3 separate regions of the Homo sapiens genome follow, and all the other regions are linked to region 1. Evidence: chromatin loops called from intact Hi-C (ENCODE). Cell type or tissue: GM12878. All regions are shown on one strand. Links, peaks and the distances in the headings refer to the core of each region. The heading gives the core; the rest is flanking DNA.

Evidence for each region. Peaks named below come from ENCODE experiments on the same cell type or tissue, not always from the same donor. Only the 100,000 strongest peaks of a DNase experiment are listed, where the experiment ranks them.
Region 2: a loop joins it to region 1, with 3 times the contacts of the local background. A loop is called at or near these places in 1 of 110 quality-filtered maps.
Region 3: it touches region 1 in a loop (4-fold over the local background); 1 of 110 quality-filtered maps calls a loop at or near these places.

The regions. Positions count from the first base shown.
Region 1 is chr10:108,201,208-108,209,050 of GRCh38, forward strand. No RefSeq gene overlaps it. Among named protein-coding and RNA genes, the nearest start is that of LINC01435, 140 kb to the left of the region's middle. In GM12878, for the core only: a CTCF peak has its summit at 3,394; DNase peaks (open chromatin) are centred at 3,169 and 3,404.
Region 2 is chr10:107,991,880-107,999,722 of GRCh38, forward strand. The region is part of intron 4 of LINC01435 (long intergenic non-protein coding RNA 1435); the gene reads right to left. Among named protein-coding and RNA genes, the nearest start is that of LINC01435, 73 kb to the right of the region's middle. In GM12878, for the core only: no CTCF peak of the experiment used is centred there; a DNase peak (open chromatin) is centred at 3,235; H3K4me3 peaks cover 319 bases; H3K27ac peaks cover 482 bases.
Region 3 is chr10:108,011,468-108,019,310 of GRCh38, forward strand. All of the region lies in intron 4 of LINC01435 (long intergenic non-protein coding RNA 1435), which reads right to left. Among named protein-coding and RNA genes, the nearest start is that of LINC01435, 54 kb to the right of the region's middle. In GM12878, for the core only: no CTCF peak of the experiment used is centred there; DNase peaks (open chromatin) are centred at 3,162 and 3,534; H3K27ac peaks cover 781 bases.

The DNA of each region.
Region 1 (7,843 bases), core at 1,220-6,219:
ATAACTCTTCTGCTGTGGTTGTGCCACTTTCCAAGTTAAGATCTCTTTGTTGCTATTGTTGGCCTGCATTAAAAATACAGCCGAGTGTTGTGCTTGGCCATTTAGACCACCCACTAGACTGCAGACACCTGAGAGAAACTTGAGGGGTGCTTTGTTATAGCAGCCCTAAGAAACAACATATTTTATAACAAAAGATATTTAAAACATCAGTTCTGGTGGCTAGCAGTTCAAAATCAAGATGTTGGCTAGGCCATGCCCCTGTGAAAACTCTAGGAGAATCCTTACTTACTTCTTCCCAGGAAGCTTTGGTATCCCTTGGCTTGAGCCTTCCTATAAGTCCAATCTCTGTTCATTGTCAATGGTGTTCTTCCTGTGTTTCTGTGTTTACATGGTCATCTTCATATAAGAATACAATTCATATTGGATTAAGGGCTCACTTTGTTCCAGGATGACATTATCTTAACTCATTACATCTGCAACGACCCTTTTTCCAAATCAGGTCACATTCTAAGACACTAGGAGTTAGGGCTTCAACTTAACATTTGTGTGTGTGTATGTGTGTGTCTGTGTGTGTGAGTGTGTGTGTTACAATTTAGTCTATAATAGTTAGTATTAAGAATTAGTAAAACATACTTTTGTATCATTATCTCACAAGGTGTCCCAAATGGCTCTTCTCTATACTCTTTCCGAATGTTAAGACCCAATGCCAGGTCTCTCTCGTTCAGCAGATTTCTCTAATGCTCTAAAACACAAAATTTGCTCCCTTCTAGGAAATCCGGTGTTATTGAAAATCTAAACCTTTAGCCTTTGTTGCCATTGGTGGCTAGTGATACCATGTCAAGATTAGCACAGAAAAGCATAACCACTGTAATCACTGGGATACACGGATCACACATACACACACACACACTCACATGCACACACACATATGGTTTAAAATTAGCTATTGATCTTAAGTAGTGGTGGGAGCTTATTAAACAGTCTTTTTGAGGTGGCCATTTCTGGGGCAGGTATTAGAAACTAAAATCTAAAGGGGCAGGTAGACAAAAGTTGAATGGTGCAAACAATGGCAAAGTGGAATCTGCAAGGTTGTTCTGGTACCCATGGTAAACAGGAACTGGGGTCAGTCTCTCATTGCCTCTAAGCTTCCACCTTCTATGACACAGGTGTACTGGAGGAGAAAGTGATGCATTTCATCATGAAACTAAATATCTACTTGACCCAGAAACTGAAAAGTTGAAGGCGGGCATCCAATAGCGGTCGTTGATCTACAGCCCTATATCAACCAGGTGGGATAACAGGTGACCGACGCCATACTCGAGCTTCAAAAGTACCTGTGTACTACTCTCAGCCGTCTGAATCTAAATACAAAAGGTGACTCCTGGTTCTCTTTGTCTTCCCAATCTATTACAAGATTTCTCCTGTACTCTGCCACATGTACAACAAATATCCAGAAAAGAGAATTCTGGAAACCACAGTTCAAGCCTAATTAAGTTGATGTAATACAAATCTACCACGCTAATGATCTTTTAATGATTTAAAGTACAGCTGCTTTCTTTCTTTGTTGATTTATTATTTAATTGAATGAATACTCATTACTCACATTATTTCTTTAATAATCTGTAATATGTATGAATTCAGCTGGAATTAATAAGACATGGTCCCTTGAGTCATACAACTTCTAGTCCATCAAAGAAACAGATGTACAATCATATAACTAGCACACAATTTAATTATGTTGTTAATAAATGCTTTTATAATGGTATATACAAAGTGGTATAGAAGCTTAGAGAAAACGGTGACCAACACTGTCCTGAGGTAATAAGGAAAGTTTCACAAGGAAAATATTTTTGTTTGCCTGCATTGATACAAAAGAGTCATCTTCAAGCTCTGAGATTCTTTCCTCAGCTTGGTGAATTCTGTTGTCAATATTTCTAATTATGAAATTCCTATAGTGAACTTTTCATTTCCAGAAGTTCAGTTTGGTTCTTTTTTAAAATGGCTGTGTCATCTTTCAACGTTTAGATCATTGTGTCCTCTTCATTGGATTCAGTTTCAACCTTCTTCTGTATCTTGTTGAGCTTGCTTGTCATCCAGATTCCGAATTTTATGTCTCACGTTTCAGCCATTTCAACGTGGTAAGAACTATTGCTAAAGAGCTTGTATGATCACTTGGAGATAAGAAGACACTCTGGCTTTTAGAGTTGCCAAAGTTCTTGTATGGGTTTTTTCTTATCTGTGAGGACAGATGATCCTTTATCCTTTGATGTTACTGTCCTTTGGATATGGCTTTTTGCTTTTATGTTCTTTTTTTGCCCTTGAGTTTTGACTGTGGTACGAGATAAGCATAGTCAAATGGCTTTGTTTCTGGTTGCTTTCACAGACCCAAGGCTCATCTTGGCACTCCTGGGTTATGTGCTCTAACACGGGGGTGCCGGGACAAGGCCCACAGCTTTGTTCCCTTGAGGTTGAAAACTGGCTATTGTGGGGGAGCACCAATGTGCTCCCAGACCACTGGCAACAGCACTCTGCTGAGGGTTGTGGATGAAAGTGCTCTGGTAGGGTGGCAATGAGGTCATAGGTGAAAGTGCTCCAGTGGGTCATCAGCAAAATTGCTTCAGTGAGGCAGCGGGGGTCACCAGTGAAAGTTGTATAATGGTGGCCACTGGCAAAAGCACTCTGGGAGGGCAGCTGAGGCTGCACTGTGAGCCAGTGTGGCCAGACAGGGACTCAGAGAAGCTGGTGACAGGGGGATGTGCAGATTAGACGTGCTCTGGTCCTGCAAGAAACAGCCCTGCTCTGTCCATGTCCACCAGTGAACAAAGGCCAGAACTATCTGGAGGAGTATGGAGAGCCTTGATGGGCGCCTATAGCTGTGTTCCACTGCAGCTGTCCCCGTGCCAAACCACCTGGGCTCCAGGTGGATTTGAGCTCTGTCTGTCTGCTCTCTGGGCCATTTCCCTGCCAACTCAAATGTCTGTGGGGGTTATGGGGGCTCCTGCAGCTAGGATTCTGGAAGTCCATGGTGGGAAGGGACCACTCTGCATTTATTTCACTCAGCTCTTCTTTAGGAGCCATTCAAGCCTAGAGATTTTGTTTTGTTTTGTTTTAGCTCTGAAAGTCTTTTGTGCTGGGAAACCCCTCAGTCCTGGGCAAACCTGAATGTTTAAGAACATTCTTCCTTCTCTGAGTGAAAAACCTAAATTGTATTCTTTAAGGAAATTTTTACAAAAAGGATTATATATTCTAAAGATCCTTGCTCCATGGGGAAAAGGGCACCTTTTTAAGATGCAAATAAAATCAGCTTTTTGTTTTGGAGACTTTCTCGACTACTTTCACTGAGAATTGAAGCTGCCTTATTTGGTGTCTCCAGAATCCCAGACCTGGCCAAGGGAAGAGCGCCCTCTATGAGTAGAGCTATGCCTATGCAGGCCATAAAGCTAAAGTAGACCTGTCCAAGTATAGCTTTTTCTACTGTGAGCATTCTTTTTTTTTTTTTTTTTTTTGTATTATGACTTCATTTACTTTGTAATATAATTTTTAGATACCAATTGGCATTTTTCCTGGGAACATAATTTGGTGACTCAGCCAAGTGTAAATGTAAAAAAGTGTTAATGTGTTAGGAATCAACTTTTTTTTTTTTCTGCAGAAGATTCAAGTAACACGACTCCTTAGCTTACTCATTTAGCACTATCCATTGTCTTCACCCAAAGTTCTCCTATTTGTGGGTCATTATGGAGGTCGTTATCCACAGACTTTCTCTGTGAATATCCAAAGATGCTTTATGCAAGCTACAAAATCACAGTAAAGGATAAGCTGTTTGGGAAATAGAGGGAGACTTTAAACCACAGTGGTGCTTACAACTCAGGCTGAGGGTTCCCGCATATGGTTGTGCATCTGGCTTTGAGGCTGGCAGAGTTGGAATCTAGTCTGCGGTCTCCTCATCAACACAGCCCCGATGGAGTTGTACCTGGCCAGAGGCGGCATCTTTCTCTAATTCAGATAAAGGTACTACATGGCATTATATAGACTAGACCAGGCCCTGGACCTTTTGTTAAGTTTGCTATATAATTCTAACTTGCAATGTATAATTTAGGATGATTTTTGGTTACAAATAGGGTAGCAGACAAATTAACAAAAACGTGAACTTTTTTACTCAGAAAGGGAATTTGCTGGAATAACAATAGAACTTACCAACAGTTTTGTAACTGGACTTCAGAAATATTAGAACCATCAAGATGCTATCCTCTTTTTATTGTGTTAGCCTTGTTCTTCTATCTTACCTCAGAACAGCTTTCTCCTCATGGCCAAAACACAACTGCCAAGAGCTGCCTAGTTTTATGTCTCACAGATTTAGTCCCAGGGAGAGAGTGATCATATTGTTTTTCCTCTGGAAGACACTCATTGCCCCAGCTTGGGTCAAGTACCCAATCGAACTTAGCTGGAATGAAGTCCCATGAAAATGTTATACCTCTAGAAACAATATAGATGGAGTAGAGGCTGGAGGAGCTGTCTCCTTGGACAAAGAGAAATACCTGTCCCAGAATGTGATCTGAATGTCAATCTGAACAATTAAGTGTCATCTCAACTATGTAAAAAAGGTAAGGCCGTGAATTAATCACAGATTTGAATTTCATTCCCTGCAAAGCAAAGTACAAAAAAATAAGTCAAAGATACATACCCACCCTAAGCCCTCAAAAGTTTCACCCCTCAATTCTAACTTGGATACTTCTTACATTTTATCCTGTTTAAATTCTGCTCGCTCCAAGGCTCAATTTCCTTTAGTAAGACTTCCCCAGTGTCATATTCTTCATTGACTTTTCTCTTCTGTCCATTTCTGAGGTACTGATAGCTTAATTCACACATTACCTCTCTTGATCATGCATTGAGCCAATTATTAATACATGACTATTAATTAGCAACAATCACCTACCTTCTATTTTCTGCATGGTGAACCAGTGCTAGGTGTACTCTCTGTAAACATGTTTAAGAATGGATTCTGGGAGACTATAACTTGGCATTGCTTTTGCAAAGAAGATTGGCTAGACTCACAGTAAGTCTAACAGATGAGTGCCAGGGAAACTTACTGTATTACTCAGAGTTCTCCGGAGAAACAGAACCAGTAGAAGATAAATAAATAGATAGATAGATAATAGTGAGAATTGGTTCACTCAATTATGGAGGCTAAGAAGTCCCATGATATGCCATCTACAAGCTTGAGAGCCAGGGAAGTTCATGGTATAACTCAGTCTGAGTCCAAAGGTCTGAGATCCTGGGAAGCTACTGTAATAAGTCCCAGAGCATAAGCTGGAGAACCTGGAGTTCTGATGGCCAAGGGCAGGACAAAATGGATGTCTCAGCTCCAGAAGAGAGGATGAACCCTCTTTTCCTCACCCTTTTTGTTCTATGTGGGCCTTCAATGGATTGGATAATGCCCACCCTCCAGCCCCCCAACAGTGGTGAAGTCAGATCTTCTTTACTCAGTCTACTGACTTAAATGTTAATCTTTTCTGAAAATACTCTTACAGACCTACCCAGAATCAGTTTCACCAACTATCTGGATATTCCTTAACCCAGCCAAGTTGATACCTAAAATTAACCACCACACTATTTTGGACTCACTGAAGTATATGCTATGGAATGACCTCAGGCTGGAAGCTGAGACACAGGTGTGGGTAACATAAGACATACGTCTCTGCCCCTCCCCCACCATAAATTGCTATAAATGAGTGGACTGAAAAGACCATTATTCTGTCTCTTCAATTTTCTACTTATGGTAACTTTTTAGGTAAAGAGGAAGTTCAGAAAACTTTTAGAAGGGGTACTTTTTGTAATTTCTAGAAGGCAGAGGTGTTTGTGTTTCAACATACATTTCCAGATGTGATGCAAGTCAGTGAATGTGATTAGAATACCAGCTCACTAATTTGAAGTAATTAAATGGAAATCAATTTAAATTGGTGGAAAAACACATTTTGAGCCATATTTAAAAGGCACAATAACTAGAATTTGACAAACAAAATGTTACAGGAAAATGCTCCACAGAGAGAACTTTGTTTAGGGAACTCTTCATGAAGGCTTGCATTAGCATATTTATTGTTAGGGTGTCAACAATGTTCCCAGAGTAATGGAAAACAATATTTTCTCTGAAGTAAAATAATGCATTCTTTTATACTTGTTACATTATTTGCATTTAATTTAACCTCTAAATGGCTTATTCTTTTGTGTAGTATTGTACTTTGCAGTTCAAAAGCATCTTCTCATTTATACCTTGCATGATCTATCAGGTAAATAAAGTAGAATTGCTAGACTTCCTCGAGCAAGAATGTGAGGCTTAAAGATAATTTATGAATTTCCTGAGACTGAAGACGTGTGAGTCATGTGATGGGATCAGAAAGCAATAGACTCCAGTTCATTCTGATACATCAAGTAACCATGGATCTGAATTACACCAATATTAAGACATTGAAGTCTAAATACATTGCATTTTTCTTTAGAGGCAAATGTTGATATACCCATAGGAAAACTGCAGGTTTAAAAATAATCCATCAGCCAGGTGCGGTGACTCATGCATATAATCCCAGCACTTTGGGAGGCTGAGGCGGGCGGATCACAAGGTCAGAAGTTCGAGACCAGACTGGCCAACATAGTGAAACCCCATCTCTACTAAAAATACAAAAACTAGCCTGGCATGGTGGCGTGTGCCTGTTGTTCCAGCTACTCAGGAGGCTGAGGCAGGAGAATCACTTGAACCTGAGAGGCAGAGGTTGTGGTGAGCCAAGATCGCACCACTGCACTCCAGCCTGGGCAACAGAGCGAGACTCTGTCTTAAAAAATAATAATAATTCATCAAATACAAAACTCTCATCACTCCTAGAATAATTCCTCAAGTTGTTAGGGACAATGTGTAGGAGGCATGATAGGCTTGGAGGAAAAACAGTCCCTCCCTGCTGATTCTGGCTGAACTAAATTGTGCTCTAAATTTTATCACATCCTTTTTTGTTGACCGATAACATCTGACTGATAACGGGGTCCCCACATAAATCTCATCTCAAACTATAATGCCTACATGTTGATGGAGGGACCCCGTGGCAGGTGATTGCATCATAGGGGAAGTTTTCTACATGCTGTTCTCATGATAGTGAGTGAGTTTTTACAAGATCTGATGGTTTTATAAGGGGCTCTTTCCTCTTGGTGCTCTCTCTTTTGCTCACTTACATGGGTAAGACATGCCTGCTTCCCCTTCCTCCATGATTGTAAGTTTCTGAGGCCTCTCCAGCCATGCAGAACTGTGAGTAAATTAAACTTGTTTTCTTTATAAATTACCCAGTTTTTGGCTGTTCTTTAGAGCAGTGAGTAAACAAACTAATACATTGACATATTACAATTGGAAAATAATAATGTATCTGGGTCAAGTTAAATATATGTAATCAAATACATATGTGTGTGTCTTTGTGTGTATATATTACATATAAGTTTGTATATATAATCATATCACATATTATGTATAGTGTCATATATGTAAAATATACTATTTGCATTATAAATACACAGTCACTTATATTTACTTAAATACATTAATGATATTTTTTTCCTTCTCCATCTAATGAAAGCAGATAATTGGACTTAATGATATTTTGAGGTTGCATTCAGTATCCTCTATCTTTTCTCTCTGTCTGTACTCCTCCGGCAGAGATGTGTTTATAGCGGAAATTGGATTTACTGTTTGCATAAACCAATATCTTTAGCTGGTGGCTGTGCAGGTCCAATTAACTCCTCTAACAATACAACTGAAATGAGGTTATTGGATTATGTTGGTAGGCAATTAAAGTTGATTGGATCAAAT
Region 2 (7,843 bases), core at 1,261-6,260, 210 kb before region 1:
TCAGGATACATGTTATAAATATAAATATGTTATAAATATATATTTTTTTATTCTCTAAGAGGGTAGCTATTATTTTGGAGGAGGGGAACTGGTGACCTTCTGCCACGGAATTATGATGAATGCTAGGATGTGAGAACTGTTCAAAGGGTTCTATCATCAAGTTTCACTTGCATGTCTAATCTAGTCCTTGGCAGATACCTTTTTAGATTGCTGCAGAGAAAGTGAGGCACTCTGGCTTTTTCGATTTATCTTTGTCATTTGTCCCACGATGCATTGTTTTCCTGCAAATGATCTCTCTATTCCTTCCCTGCTGAGCTACATACTCTGGGACCTTGGCCATGAGATCTCTCTTTTCTTAAACTTGAAATTTCATATATGCAAAATGGGATTAATGATAGCTATAAAACCAAGAGTGTCCCTTTAATTAAATAAATGATACATGTAGATGCTCAAAATGTTATCAATTATTCTAAATTGTAAACTGATTTATTGCAGGGGTGTTGTCACTGAATTAAGATAGGCCCCCTGTACTATAAAACTCTCTGATCCCTGTTTCAATCAGAACATTGTACATCAGCTTATTTTAAGGGCAGTATGGCAAAGCTTTGATAAAACTGAAGTTGTTTCTCCACTTCATTGTTGAATCCAAATGCCCCCAGAGTGTTTCCTTGACCCTGAGGGTTTAGAACACACTGATTCAATCACCACCAATTGAAGGAGTTATGAAAACTCTCCCAATATTTTCTCATATTCCCATGGGGTTTGTATTTTCAGCAAGTGCTCCCATTCAGGGAGTCTGAATTGTCAAAACCATTGTCATAATAATATTTAGACGTTTTCCCTCCCCTTTCTAAATACTTTGTAATATCAATTGGGATTTCATATTTGGCCAATTAATTACTTAGAAATGTATTGTTGAATTACTAAATATTTGGGATTTCCCCAGATATATTATTGCTATTAATTCTCAATTTTGTTATGATCATTCATAGTAACTTGGCGTGTTTCCATCCATTTAAATATATTGAATATATTGATTCTTGTTTTCTTGCCTAAGAAATGGTCTATTAGGATCAAAGTATCTTTTGCACTTAGAAAAATATATACTTTATAGTTGCAAGTACTATTCTCTAAATGAATATTAGATCGAGTTAATTAACAGTGCTTTTCAGATCTTCTGCATTTGTATTTAATTTTTTGATGAATTTCTACAAATTGTGAGAGGGGATTAAAATTTCCAACTATGGGGAAAACCTTTTTCATTCTCTTTTTCTCTCTTGCTCTCATTTTCTTTTATTCTTGTTTCATTATACATTTCGCAGCTGTCTATTAAGCACCTGTACATAGTGGCTGTATCTTTCAGATGAATAATTTTCTGTATCATTGTGAAACATCCCTGTATATCTCTGGTGACGATTTTTGTCTTGAAGTCCCTATATGTGGTGTTAATAAAGCTATCGCAGCCATCTTTTGCTAATTGTTTTCATGGTTTATTGTTTTCATTTACTTATTTTCAAGCTACTTATGCTTTATATGTTCCTCTTTTAAATACTAAGGATTGACTGTGTGCCTTTGTCCACTGATAGTCTCTGATTTTTAATTGGAATGTTGTAGAATATTAATATTTAATTACTGATATGGTTATATGTAGGCCTACCATCCTATTAATCATTTTCTGATTGTTCCTCCGTTTTTTGTTACTTTCTTTTTTGCCGTGTTGTATGTTTCTCTGAATATTTTAGTACACCATTTTAATACATCCATTGAATTTCTTTCTCCATTTTTTCATATTTTATTTACAATATGAATTATAAATTATATACTTAAATTTGAACAATTTATTTAGACTTAATGTTAACTGACTTCACCTAAGTTAGAGATAATTCATAACATTTGCTTAAATAGTGGTCATAATATAATAAATAAATTGAAGGGGAAAATACTTTTTTGCATTTACCTAGATATTATCGTTTGAGATACTGTTGCTTCATTTAAAGATTCAAGTTTTCTTTGGATATCATTTTTTTCCATCCTGTAGAAATTATTATACAGCGAATCTGCTGGTAGCAGTATCTGTTAGTACCCCCTTCTCTTAAATATATGTGTTTTACTTTTATTTGAAGGATATTTTTGCCATATATAGAATTCTTGATTTACAGTGTTTTATTTCATTTTCTCTTTTCAGGCTTTTCTACATGTTGAGGCACATTAGTTTTTATCTCTATAATTCGTTTTTGGAAAATATCATCATTTGAATTATTACTTCACTATATACAACATGTTGCTTTTTTCTGTATGGGTCCCTGAGGCTTTGTTTATTTTATTATTTTATCTTTTTTATCTGTTCTTCAACTCGGATAATTTGCATTTATATTTATTTACAATCACTGCTTATGCTTTTCTGTGCTATTTTCATCCTGCTATGGATGCCATCTAGTCATTTTTTAAAATTTTTTGTTCTAAAACATACATTTTCATCTGAATATTTTTCTCTAATGAGATTTCCTATTGTTTCATTTAGTTTTGTCTGTCTTCCTTTACCTTATGGAATATAGTTTAGAATAGCTGTCCTAAAGTCTTTGACTCATAATTCCATCATTTGTGTCATCTCAGGGAATACTTTTTTTGTCTTTTATCTTGAAACCATGTCACATTTCCCTTGCTCTTTGTTTGTTGAGTACATAATGTATATAAAGTTACATTATAACAATGTTATTATATAACATATATAATATATATAACATATATAATATAATATTATATTATATATAATATATATATTTTGTTAATAACAATATAATATAATGTTATTATATTATAACATTATAGACATTATGACTTTTTTCTGTGGTTTTAAAATTTCTGTGTAATACTTTGCTAAATAATAATGTATTACCAGATCATCAATGCAAGTTCAGACAAGTTCTGTCTCATCTCTGCGAGTGTTGTTGAAATCTCAATTCACTTCCAGAGTGTTTGCTATTTTGGTTTGAGTCTGTGCTATGTAGGCATAGTTCAGATATTTGCTTGATATATATGAGAATTGTTTAAATCTCAATTCAGTTCTCATGCTTTTGCCATGTTTTCTGGCTTGAGTCTGCTCTGCGCATGCCTGTTTTAGTAAGCTCACACTCCTGCAAGTGCAACCATACTTAGTAAGCCTTTTCTCAGCTGATTTGCATGAATGCAGAACTGCCTCACGAATGCAGAAATCAGAGGTTAGGCTGAGAGATATGTTGGTTCATACACAGAATTGGGAGTTCACTTCTCTGTCTCTCTCTTCTGAGATTTTCTTATCAAACTCCTGGCTGCTTTCCAGCAGCTGGGGCTTAAGCTTGGGGAAAAGTCCACAGAGAAAAGAAAAACCAAAATGAATAAGCAAAAACAAAACAGTAAAGGAGATTGTGCCTCATGTAAGTCAGATCTCCACCATCCACTTGCTTTTGTTTAGTTTGCAGAGACCGCTCACTGTGGTCTGAATGCTGTGTCCCCCCACATATATATGTTGAAATCCTAACCCCTAAAGTGATGTTATCAGAAGGTGGGGACATTTGGGAAGTTATTAGGTCATGACGGCAGCATCTTCCAAGAGGGAATTCGTGCCTTTACATAACAGGCCCCAAAGAGGACAAGGAGGAATGGGCCCCAACCAGATACTAAATCTGCTGGCACCTTCATTTCGAACTTTCCTGCCTCCAGAACTGTAAGAAATAAATTTCTGCTCCTTATAAGCGACCCAGTCTATGGTCTTTTGTTGCAGTAGCTCCAACAGACTAAGACACCTTATTGGTTTTAAGTTTTATTTTCCAGAGACTTTAGCTGTAACCAGCAGGAGGAAAGGACTTGCTTGAGTCTTTCACTTCTGTAATGAAGTCAGAACCTTTAACTAATATTGTAACTAAGATTACAATTTTAGAATATTTATGTTATCCACAAAATTATTCTTAGTTTTCCCACCGTTGCTTGGTCTTTCTAAATGCTTCATCTCTGTTTAACTGCTCCAATCACTTCACGTTCTCAAAAGGGATAATTAGTTCATGGCCCATGAATATTCTTTTATTGTGGCTTGGTTTTATGCTCACCTCACGCCTCTTACACATGGCGTGTTATCCACTAGGGCCAGTGTACACAGTGATCTCAATTGATCTGCATATGTATGCAATATGCTTATCTGTAAGTCTCAGCACACAGGTAGGGAGCTAGAGTAATGTATGCCTTGGTCAACAGAACCATTAATACACTTTAATAGTCTGTGCATTCCAGGAGTATGCTTTTTATTGCAGAGCATGGTAAAGACCAGGAGGAAAAGGAAAGAAGGGAAAGAGAACTAATAACCTACTGAGTGCCTGCTACGTATTACACCAAGGCAGGAACTTTAAACGTGCCATTTTACTTAATCCTCAAAAAGACCCCAGTTAATACACTGTTAGACTCATTTATAAGCAGAAAAAATTTGGATCTCACTTGAGTGAAAAACTATTCCTAGGTAATATAATCAGAATATAAAAGATATAAAATTCCATTTAAAAGTATAAGATTCCCAACCTCAGCAGGATGAGGTGGATCACGCCTGTAATCCCAGCACTTTGGGAGGCTGTGGCGGGCAGATCACAAGGTCAGGATTTCGAGACCAGCCTGACCAACATGGTAAAAGCCTGTCTCTAATAAAAATACAAAAATTAACTGGGTGTGTTGGCACGCGCCTGTAATCCTAGCTACTCAGGAGGCTGAAGCAGGAGAATCACTTGAACCTGGGAGGCAGAGGTTGCAGTGAGCCGAGATCATGCCACTGCAGTCCAGCCTGGGTGACAGAGCAGGACTCCGTCTCAAAAAAAAAAAAAACAAAAAAAAAAACCCACAAATATCCTTCAACAAAACATATATGAACAAATTGTGGTATATTCCAAACCTCACAGTCTTTATCTTAAAATAGTAGTCCATCCAGAGTATAATAAATGGTATTTCCAAAAAAAAGTAAAGGTGTTGATTTCATCTCACGCTATGTCACTTGTGTGTAAGTTATATAATAATGTGGCAGAATATTATCCTCCTAACGAGTGAATATTCCAACTTCAGATTAGGTATTGTGATGCTGGTTGAACTTACTATCTGTAGAAAACTCAGTTAAATTTCTTAACCTTAAATAGAGTTTTTGTGAAGACTAATTTAGAAAATGCATTTAGCATAGTGTCAGGTGCATTACTAACATTAAATAAGTGTATTTTATTTTGTATTATTATTGAATAAAGGTATGAATTGATCAGTGATTCATTATTATGGATTGTTCAGGTAAATCTCCTGGATAATTTTTTTTTACATTTATCCAGGTCCCAACCATAGCACTTGGCAGGCAGTACACCTGGGATTCAGACTCCTGTATTTCAGAGGAAAACATATTTCTTTCAGGTGATTCTAATTATTAAACTTGCTTAAATTCCACTTCAATTAAGAGAACCAAAAAGTACCTTCTATCTTGGAAAGTCTATGATTTAAATGATTAGTGTGGGATGTTTGGGGAAGCTTTCATGAAGATGTTAAGTTGCTCTTTGCTTTGTAATATAGACATAAAATTTCTATGTGTAGTATTAAATATAAAACTCATATTAATATTACTTTTTTATTTGTATAGAAAATTTAAAGGCACCCATAGATCATGATTATAAGAAAAAAACCCAAAACCTTTGAAAATAGTCAAGGACTATAATTCAAAGCAAAGTTTTCATGTATGAGCATTTTGAGTGTTTGCTTTTTTTTTTTTCTTATTTCAAACATCACATTCCTTTTCCACCTGCTCCACCTAGATAATGTCTGCAAGTTCAGGAAGACAGTACTTAACTACAGGGGACAAAGAGGTCACCCACTTAGAAAACCCACTTCCCATATTTACCTCTGAGGCAATATATTAGATTTTTCATAGGAAAACTTTAAAAATTAAAAATTAATGAGTAAAAAATGCTCATTAATAAATCCCAACTGCCTATTTCTTAGAAGGCTTAAAATTAGCACAGTTTGAATTTTCTATTGTCTCCAAATTCTATTCCACTAAGCGTCTGTAAAAAAAAACTGGGGTAGGCAAGGTGACTCATGCCTGTAATGCTAGTGGGAGGTCGAGGTGGGTGGATCACTTGAGGTCAGGAGTTCAAGACCAGCCTGGCCAATATGGTGAAACCCTGTATCTACTAAAAATATGAAAACTAGCCGGGCGTGGTAGCAGGTGCCTGTAGTCCCAGCGACTTGGGAGGCTGAGCCAGGAGAATCGCTTGAACCCAGGAGGCGGAGGTTACAGTGAGCCGAGATTGTGCCACTGCACTCCAGCCTGGGCAACACAGTGAGATTCAGTCTCAAAAAAAAAAAAATTGTAGGAAATTTTTCTGTGTGTGTGTGTGTGTGTGTGTGTGTGTGTGTGTGTGTGTGTGTTTTAATCCACCTCAAAAAATGCTGGGCAAAAGCAAACTAAAGTCTACCTGTTTGTCAGAAAATATAACAAAGATAAGAAACCAAACACCTGAACTGTTTGTGGAAATTCCTCCTGTAAAGAGTTTGACATGGCCAGGTGCAGTGCCCCACACCTCAGCTGTAATTCCAGCACTTTGGGATGCTGAGGCAGGCGGATCACTTGAAGTCAGGTGTTCAAGACCAGCCTGGCCAACATGGTGAAACCCCGTCTCTACTAAAAATACAAAAATTAGCTGGGCATGGTGGTGCGTGCCTGTAATCCCAGGTACTTGGGAAGCTAAGAAGGAAAATCACTTGAACCTGGGAGGCAGAAGTTGCTGTGAGCTGAGATCGAGCCACTGCACTCCAGCCTGGGCAACAGAGTGAGACTCTGTCTAAAAAAAAAGAGTTTGATACATGTGGGCATATAAACTTTGATTTTCCATTTTGTAAATATTTATTTTGAAGAAATTATTATATTTATATTTACTGCAAAAAATATATGTATGTATTATAAATACTTAAAAAAAAGGCACACAATCTATCACCAATTCAGAAAGCAGAGAGTAAAAGGAAGTATATTTAAAACATGTGAAACAAAATAGCTATCCTCAGACTACAAACAGGGATACTATTCATTTGTTACTATGTAAATTTCCAAAACATGTATACTACCAGAAGCATTGCTAAGTCAAATGCTTAACAATTTATCCTACTAAATCCTTTATACACATACTTCAATTTTTTTAGACAAACGTACAAATGCACATTGCACTCTTGCTTATATTTTATCAAAACCCCTAAATCTTTTAAAAAGTATTGTCAATTATGATAGATTTTTACTATGGAATTCTAAATAAACATACAATTTATTCGTGGGAAAAAATATTGCATTTAAGGAAAAGTCTTCCAACATATTATGTAGTGAAAAAGCCTTTATAATTATGCAAGCAAAGTGAAGTTGCCTTAAAAATTGTTTTTAGTTGTTAAATCAATAATTGGCTATTAAAAATGGGCAAGATATTTGAATAGACATGTCTCCAAAGACATACAAAAGGCCATTAAGCCCATGAAAACATGCTCAACATCATGAATCCTTAAAAAAATGCAAATCAAAACTATAATGAAATAGCATCTTTCACATCCATTAGAATAGCCACTATCCAAACAAAACAAAACACAAAACCCATAAAATAACAAATGTTGACAAAGATGTAAAAAATTACCTGCGCATTGTTGATGGGAATTGAAAATGCCACTGCCACTGTGGAAAACATGTTGGCATGTCCTCAAAAACTTAAAAATAGAATTTACATATGATCCAACAATTCAATTTGGGGGTATATATCCCCCAGCATTGAAAACAGGGTCTCAAACAAATATTTGTTCACCCCTGTTCATACCAGCA
Region 3 (7,843 bases), core at 1,261-6,260, 190 kb before region 1:
GTCCAATTCAAGGAAATGAACCCACCATGGTCAGAATGAATTTCAATTCCAATTCTCAATTTGAAGTTACTGTGGTGTTCAGATGATATAGACAAATAGACAGACGAGAAGAACTCAGCTCTAAATTTAAATAAATAAAATCCTAATTTATGAAATACAAGACCTAGAGAGTCTATCTGAATTTCAAAAGAGATAATTTTAAGACAGAAATAGATGATGTAATTGCATCAGCCTTGTTATTTTCAAAAATCATCCAAACAGTAACTAGACTAAAATCTATGTCGATAAAATATAGACACCAATGGATGACACTCCACAATGGTAGACTCTTAAAGATACAGAGTGACATTTGAAGACATTTACCACTTTTGAAAGCTGAAATTAAATAATCTCAGAGTTGAAGAAGGTCCTTTCATGTGACCTAGCCTCCTCTGTCCCTTAATATCCTCTGCATGATACCACACAAATATTGTCAAGAATGACCATAAATGTCTCTTATACCTTTGTTCTCTCTTGAGGGTAAAATTCTTCTCCAGTCTGTTGCATTTTGTTCTTATATAAAGGATTTTGTGGAAAACATGGTGTTTTTGAAATAAAAAAAAAATGACTAATTTATATGACGCCTATCAGTGATCTGATTTCACAGACAGAGCTTACATTTAAAAAAACATGTGCACGCTCCATAGGACAAAAACCACTCTTTGTGCAGAACATCAGACTATTGTAAGAATTGCTTGAAAAGATGAGGTTTGAATGGGAGCATTTGTCAAGTCAATGGATTTCATTGCATCTTGAAAAGAAAAATTAAGAACTCAGTGAAAGGATTTATATTCTGTGCTTGCAGAGTTAGTTTTGCCTCACACACATTATTTCCCCCATCCACAGACACATCGTGGAAGGCAGGGTTTTTTTATACTTTTGTTTCATGTTCTATCTCGATTTCAGACAGTTTTATCCACTACTAAATGCTTACACTATAGTGTAACTGCTACTATGTGTCTTCCAGATAAGCTATAATTCTATTGAGAACAAGAACTACAGTCATGTGGCACATAATGATGTTTTGGTCATCAATGCGCTACATATACAATGGTGGTCCTATATGATTATAATATTTTATTCTTACTATACCTTTTCTATGTTTATTTTAAATTATTATTATGATTATTTTTTGAGACAGGGTATTGTTCTGTCCCCCAGGCTGTAGTGCAGTGGCACGATTATGGCAGCCTCAGCCTCCTGGGCTCTCCCACCTCAGCCATCCTAGCAGATGGGACTACAGGTGTGTGCCACCATGCCTGGCTAATTTTTTTGTAGGGATAGAGTTTTGCCATGTTGCCCAGGCTGGTGTGGACTCCTAGATTCAAGTAATCCATCTGCTTTGGCCTTCCAAAGTGTTGGGATTACAGGCATGAGCCACTGCACCTGAACTTTTATACATTTAGATATGTTTAGATACACAAATACCTACTATTGTATTACAATTGCTGACAGTATTCAGTACAGTAACATGCTGTGTGGGTTTGTAGCCTAGGAGCAATGGGTTATACCATATAGCTTAGGCGTGTAGTAGGCTATGCCATCTAGATATGTGTTAGTACACTGTATGTTGTTCACACAATGATGAAATCACTTAACAATATATTTCTCAGACCGTATTCCCATCATTAAGCAACACACGGCTATATATTGTAGTCTTCTTTTGTTGATCTCTTAGCTCTTAGATAAGGGCATACCACAAGAAGGAAGTTCTGCATTTATTGGAGATATATATATATATATATCCAATATTTATCTATTTATATATATATCTGTATTTATATATGTCTGTATTTATTGGATATATATATATACACACACACACAATTATAGATATATAAATATAAATTGGCATATGGATAAGTGGATGGAATATAAATCTAGTTTTAAATTTTTTACAAATGTTTTCAGAAGCAGCCACCATAATAAATTTCAAATTATCATTCCTGTGTCTTATGTTTATTACTTTTACATAGATCCATAAAAATATATAGTATTATTTTTATACTTTCAAAATACGTGTTTCTTTTTTCTTCTGTAGCTTGCTTTTACTCAAGAGATTCTAATACATTTCTTCTTACTGCTCAGTAGTATTTTAATGTATAAATATAACATACTTTTATATGATAGAAGTTGGAGTTTTGTTCTCTATTTTTTACTATTAACAACATGCTGCTATACATATATTTATACATGTCTCAAATTACACAGGAAAGTGAGTTTCTCTAGAGAATATCCCTAGGAGTGAGATTGCTGTGCCATAGGGTGTACATATGCTCAATATGCTAGAGATTGCCAGACGCTCCTTCATAATGGTTATTCAAATTACGTTCCTATGGATTCTCATTGTATAAAACTGCAGTTTTCCAACACGAATTCTTAGCCTTTTGAGTAAAATACAAGAAGATAGTCTTTGCTCCTGAGCTTGCTCAAGGAGCTACATCTCAAAGCACCCAAGAAACTTCATGTTTGTCCAATTGAAGGAAATGAACCCACCACGGTCAGAATGAATTTCAATTCCAATTCTCAACTTGAAGATACTGTGGTGTTCAGTTGCCACAGTCAAACATTTTCTTTCTCCTTTTCCTCAACTGTCTCTAGCCCATTCCTTATATATACAGGTTCTGGCATAATTGAAAGTTATCATTAATGACAAAAAATGGTTACATTTATCCAAATGTGATCAGTGTTAGCAGGACTGATCGTGTCCCTATTCACCTGCTCCCACTCTTCCTGTGTTCTAAGAGCCTTAGTATCCTTTTACATTATGCTGTGCATTAACAGCATTACAGGGTGGACAACATGGCTGCTGAGGTGCTAAGGTTGTTATAACCAGAGGTTTCAATTTACTGCCTCTATGTGCAATTTATTAAAAGCTATAACGTCTTAGAATAAAGCTTAATAAAACAAATCAAACCCTGTGTTTCCAAGACATATTTTAAAGAGAAGCTTTTATTAGGCGGTCTTTTAATTAACCATTTGCTGTCAAAAATAAACCATACCATGCAGAAATGTGGTTTCTACTGGTATGTCTTTCTCTTTCAACAGTTACTTATCACCTCAGCCTTCCTCTGAAAATAGTAACCTCTCAAAAGAGATGAGTATCACATAAGGTTTTGCATTTTTCTGTTGCCTGTCAATTTGCTTATTTTTAAATGTATTTATAACTGCATTTTTTAACAAATGAAAATTCTAGGTATGACTCTTTTATGTTGTTTATTTTCCTTTAAAGTAAATATTCTTGTGGAAATAAAACAGGAATATAACAAAGTGAATAAATCATTGATTTTTCATGAAGTGAATGCAATTTATGACCAGAGAATAGATCAATAAATGCAATACTTACCCACACCTTTGAAGACTCTCTCATTTCCTTTATCACGCACCTTTCAACCTCCAATACCTAACTGCATAATACCTAACTGCTTGCTTGGGTTTTAAATACATGAAATGCATCAAGTAAACCTTTTTCATATGAGATCAGTAAAACCCAGAAAGAAGAAATGACTCATTCAGGGTTGAACAATGAGTATAGGAATTAGCACCAGTACCGCATTCTCACATGCACCTTCAAACAGCAGGGCAGAAATAACAATCAACATTAAGCATGTACTGGGAATATGGCAGAGTAGGCAGCACCAGAAATCTGTTTTCCTATCTAGGCAATGTCAGAATCTGTCTGATATAACAGTTTTGTAAATCTGGAGTCTATTTAAGGCTTGCAACTTATAGAAGAAGAGTTGAATAATACATTTCTGCTAATTTTGGTTAATTTGAAGGTTTTGTTTTTCTTTTTCTTTTTCTTTTTTTTTTTTTTTTTTTCTTTTTTGAGACAAGGTCTTGCTTTGCCAACTAGACTGGAGTGCAGTAGTGAGATCTTGAATCACTGCAACCTCTGCCTCCCAGGCTCAAGCAATCCTCTTACCTCAGCCTCTCAAGTAGCTGGGACTACAGACACAGGCCACCATGTCCAGCTAATTTTTTTTTTTGTATTTTTTGTAGAGACAGGGTTTTGCTATGTTATCCACGCTGATCTTGAACTCTTAGACTCAAGCAAACTGCCTGCCTTGGCCTCCCAATATGCTGGGATTTCAGGTGTTCCGGTCTTATTTGAGTTTTTACCATAGTAGTAGTTAACTTACCCCACCCCTTAGCCCCATGGCATGCAGCCACATATTCCAGGAAGAACCTGCACATAGCTGCTGGGAGCCCAAGTGGGCAAAACAAAGGACCATTTTTTTTGCTAATATGAGGGATTTGGGTTCTCATCACTGATCACTGCTTCTGATCACAAGAGTTGCACATAAAGGTGGTAACCATTGGTGCCTCTCCTTTTATTGTTTCAAGCACCTCACACCCTGGCTGAGGTGTCTCCTAGGAGACTTAAAGAACTGGTGCTGGTGCCACCCCCATCTCTCTTTTTCCTTTTCCTCTTTATGGAGCCATACATTGAAGACCAAGGCACTCAAAGGCATTCTCATATATGGGTAAAATTAGAAAGTCACCACACATGCCCAGGGGAAAGCACGGACTAAGAAAAGACGTGAAAAGACCATAGGATTATACCTCACTCTAATACTTGGTACAGATATGATCCAAAAATAAAAGAAAGAAAGAAAGAAAAACTGAAAACAACAAATTCTGGGGAAGGAGAAGACCTCATTTCCAGAGCTACCACAGTATTAGATGGAAATGTCCATTTTCCAACAAAAGATTATAAGATATAAAAAGAAAAAGAAAAATATGGCTAATAAAAAGTAAAAAACAAAAACAACAGAAACTCAGCCTACAAATGAAATGCTTGGCAGAGCTACCAGACAAAGACTAGAACAACTGTCTTTACAGTGCTCCAAGAACTAATGTATGACATGAATAAAGTCAAGAAAAATGATGTATAAACAAAACAGAAAATAAAACAGTTAGAGAACCAAAAAACAATTCCAGAGCTGAAAAATACAACAACTAGAATAAAAAATTTATCTAGATGGATTCAAAGGCATATTTCATCAGGCAAAAGTAAGAATCAGAGAATTTGAAGATAAGACAACCAAAATTATCAAGCCTGAGGAACAGAAAAGAAACTGAAAAAAGTGAACAGAATTTAAAAGACCTGTGGGACACCATCCAACAGGTGAATATGCACACTGTGTGAGTTCCAAAAGAATAGGAAAAAATGAAGGGAGAATATTTGAAGAAATAGCGGCAGAAATTTTGCCAAATTTAATAAAAGACATGAATATAAATATTCTCAAAAGCTCAATTAACTTTATGTAGGATTAACTCAGAGACCCCCATGGAGAGACACAATCAAATTGTCAAAATCCAAAGACAAAGAGATTCTTGAAAGCAGAGAGAGAGAAGCAACTCATCCCATACAAGGGACCCTCAATAAAGTTATATGTAGATTTATCATCAGAAATTTTTGAGGGGAGAAGGTAGTGGGTTGATACATTCAAAGTGCTAAAAGACAACAACTGTCAACCAAGAATTTTATATCTGGCAAAATTGTCCTTCAAAAGAGAGGGGGAAATGAAGACTTTCCTAGATAAACAAAAGCTGAGTGAGATTGTTACCATTCCACCTGTCCTGCAAAAAATGCTCAGGGAGACCTGCACGTTGAAATGGAAAAAACAAAACAAAACAAAACAAACAAACAAACAAAATCATTATAAAGTAACTCATTAAAAGAAATAAATACCTGAGTAAAATAAATACATAGGCAATTATAAAAGCTAGCATTATTGCAGTAATAGTGTACAATTCCATTTTTTGCATGATTTAGTAGACTAATACATCAAAAGTTGTAAGTCTAAAAGCTAGTATTACTGTATCTTTGGTTCGTAACTTCACATTTTGTTGTCTATATAATTTAAGAGAATAACACATTAAAAGTTTTTAATGTATTTGAATACACACTCTATGAAGATGTATTTTTATTAACACCTGAAAGAGGTATGGTTAGGGCTATTAAAGGTGCAGATTTTTAGTATATTATTCAAGTTAAATAGGTATAAATTCACATTTGTAATACATGTAATAACTCTAGGATGTGAAATGTAATCCCTCATTGTAACTACAAAGAAAATACCTACAAAATATAAATAAATGGAAACTAAATGTTTCACTGAAAGAAAATCAACTAAACACATAAAAGACAGTAATACAGAAAATGAGGAATAAAAAGCTCTAAGACATAGATAAAACAAATAGCAAAGAGCAGAATAAGTCTTTTATCAGTTGTTGCTTTAAATATAAATGAATTACACTCTTCAATCAAAATTCAGAGATTGGTAGAATGCATAAACACAGATGACCCAATAATATGTTGTCTATAAGAGACTTAATTTATAACCAAAAATCCAAATTGGTTGAAAGTGAATGTGTGGAAAAGAATATTTCATCCCAATAGTAATACTACAATATTTCATGAAATAGATATTTCATGGCTATACTACTATCATATAAAATAAAATCTAGGGCAAAAACATTTATAAGAGACAAGGACATTTTATATAAGTAAAATATCTAATATAGCAAGAATATATAAGAATAAAAATATGTGTGCATCTTATATTAGACTATCAAAATATATTAAGCAAAAATTGACAAAATTGAAGGGAGAAATAGTGAGTTCTACAATAATACTTGAAGACTTATAAACCTCTTTTTAAATATAAAATAGAACAACTAGACAGAAGATAAGGATATAGAGAACTTAAACAACACAACAAATTAACTAGATCCTAAAGACATATACGTAATAATTCTACCCAACAAAAATAAAATACACACTCTAGGGTACACATGAGTCATTTTCCAAGATAGACCATATGTTGGTCCTCAAATTAAGTTTCAACAGATTAAAAAAATAGATATCAGACAAAGTATATTTTTCAATCACAAACAGATAAAACTAGAAGCCAGAAATAAAATATAAACTAGAAAATTTACAAATTTGTGGAATTTAACCACACACTCGAATAATCAGAGACTTAAGACACAAATTACAAGAGAAATTAAAAAACACTTAGAGACAAATAAAAACAGGAACGCAACACATCAAAACTTATGGAAAATAGAGAAATTGCTGCTAAGGGAGAATTTTATACTTATAAGCATTTACAGTAGAAAAAAGATATCAAATCAATAACCACTTAAATAAATAGAAAAAATGCATACTAAACCTAAAAATAGCATAAATAAAGAAATAATAAATACTAGGGCAGAGATAAAAGAAATACAGAGTAGAAATGTTTTAGAGGAAATCAGTGAAAGCAAAAGTTGGTTTTTGAAAATATTAAGATTGAGAAACCTTTAGCTCTCTGGACTAAGGAAGAAAGGAAAGACTGAGATTGCTTAAATAAGAAATGAAAGTGTAGGGGTGGCTGGCAAGATGGCTGAATAGGAACAGCTTCAGTCGGCAACTCCCAGTGAGATCAATGCAGAAGGCAGGTGATTTCTGCATTTCCAACTGAGGTACCCGACTTATCTCTTTGGGACTGGTAAGGCAGTGGCTGTAGCCCACGGAGGGCAAGCAGAAGCAGGGTTGATCATCGCCTCACCTGGGAAGCGCAAGGGGTCAGGGAACTCCCTCCTCTAGCCAAGGGAAGCTGTGAGGGACTGTGCCATGACAGACACTGCACTCCAACCCCAGGTACTATGCTTTTCCCATGGTCTTTGCAACCTGCAGACCAGGAGATTCCTCAAGTGCCTACACCACCAGGCACCTGGGTTTGAAGCACAAAACTGGGAGGCTGTTTGGGCAGATTCCAAGCTAGCTGTAGCAGTTTTTTTTTTTTTCATA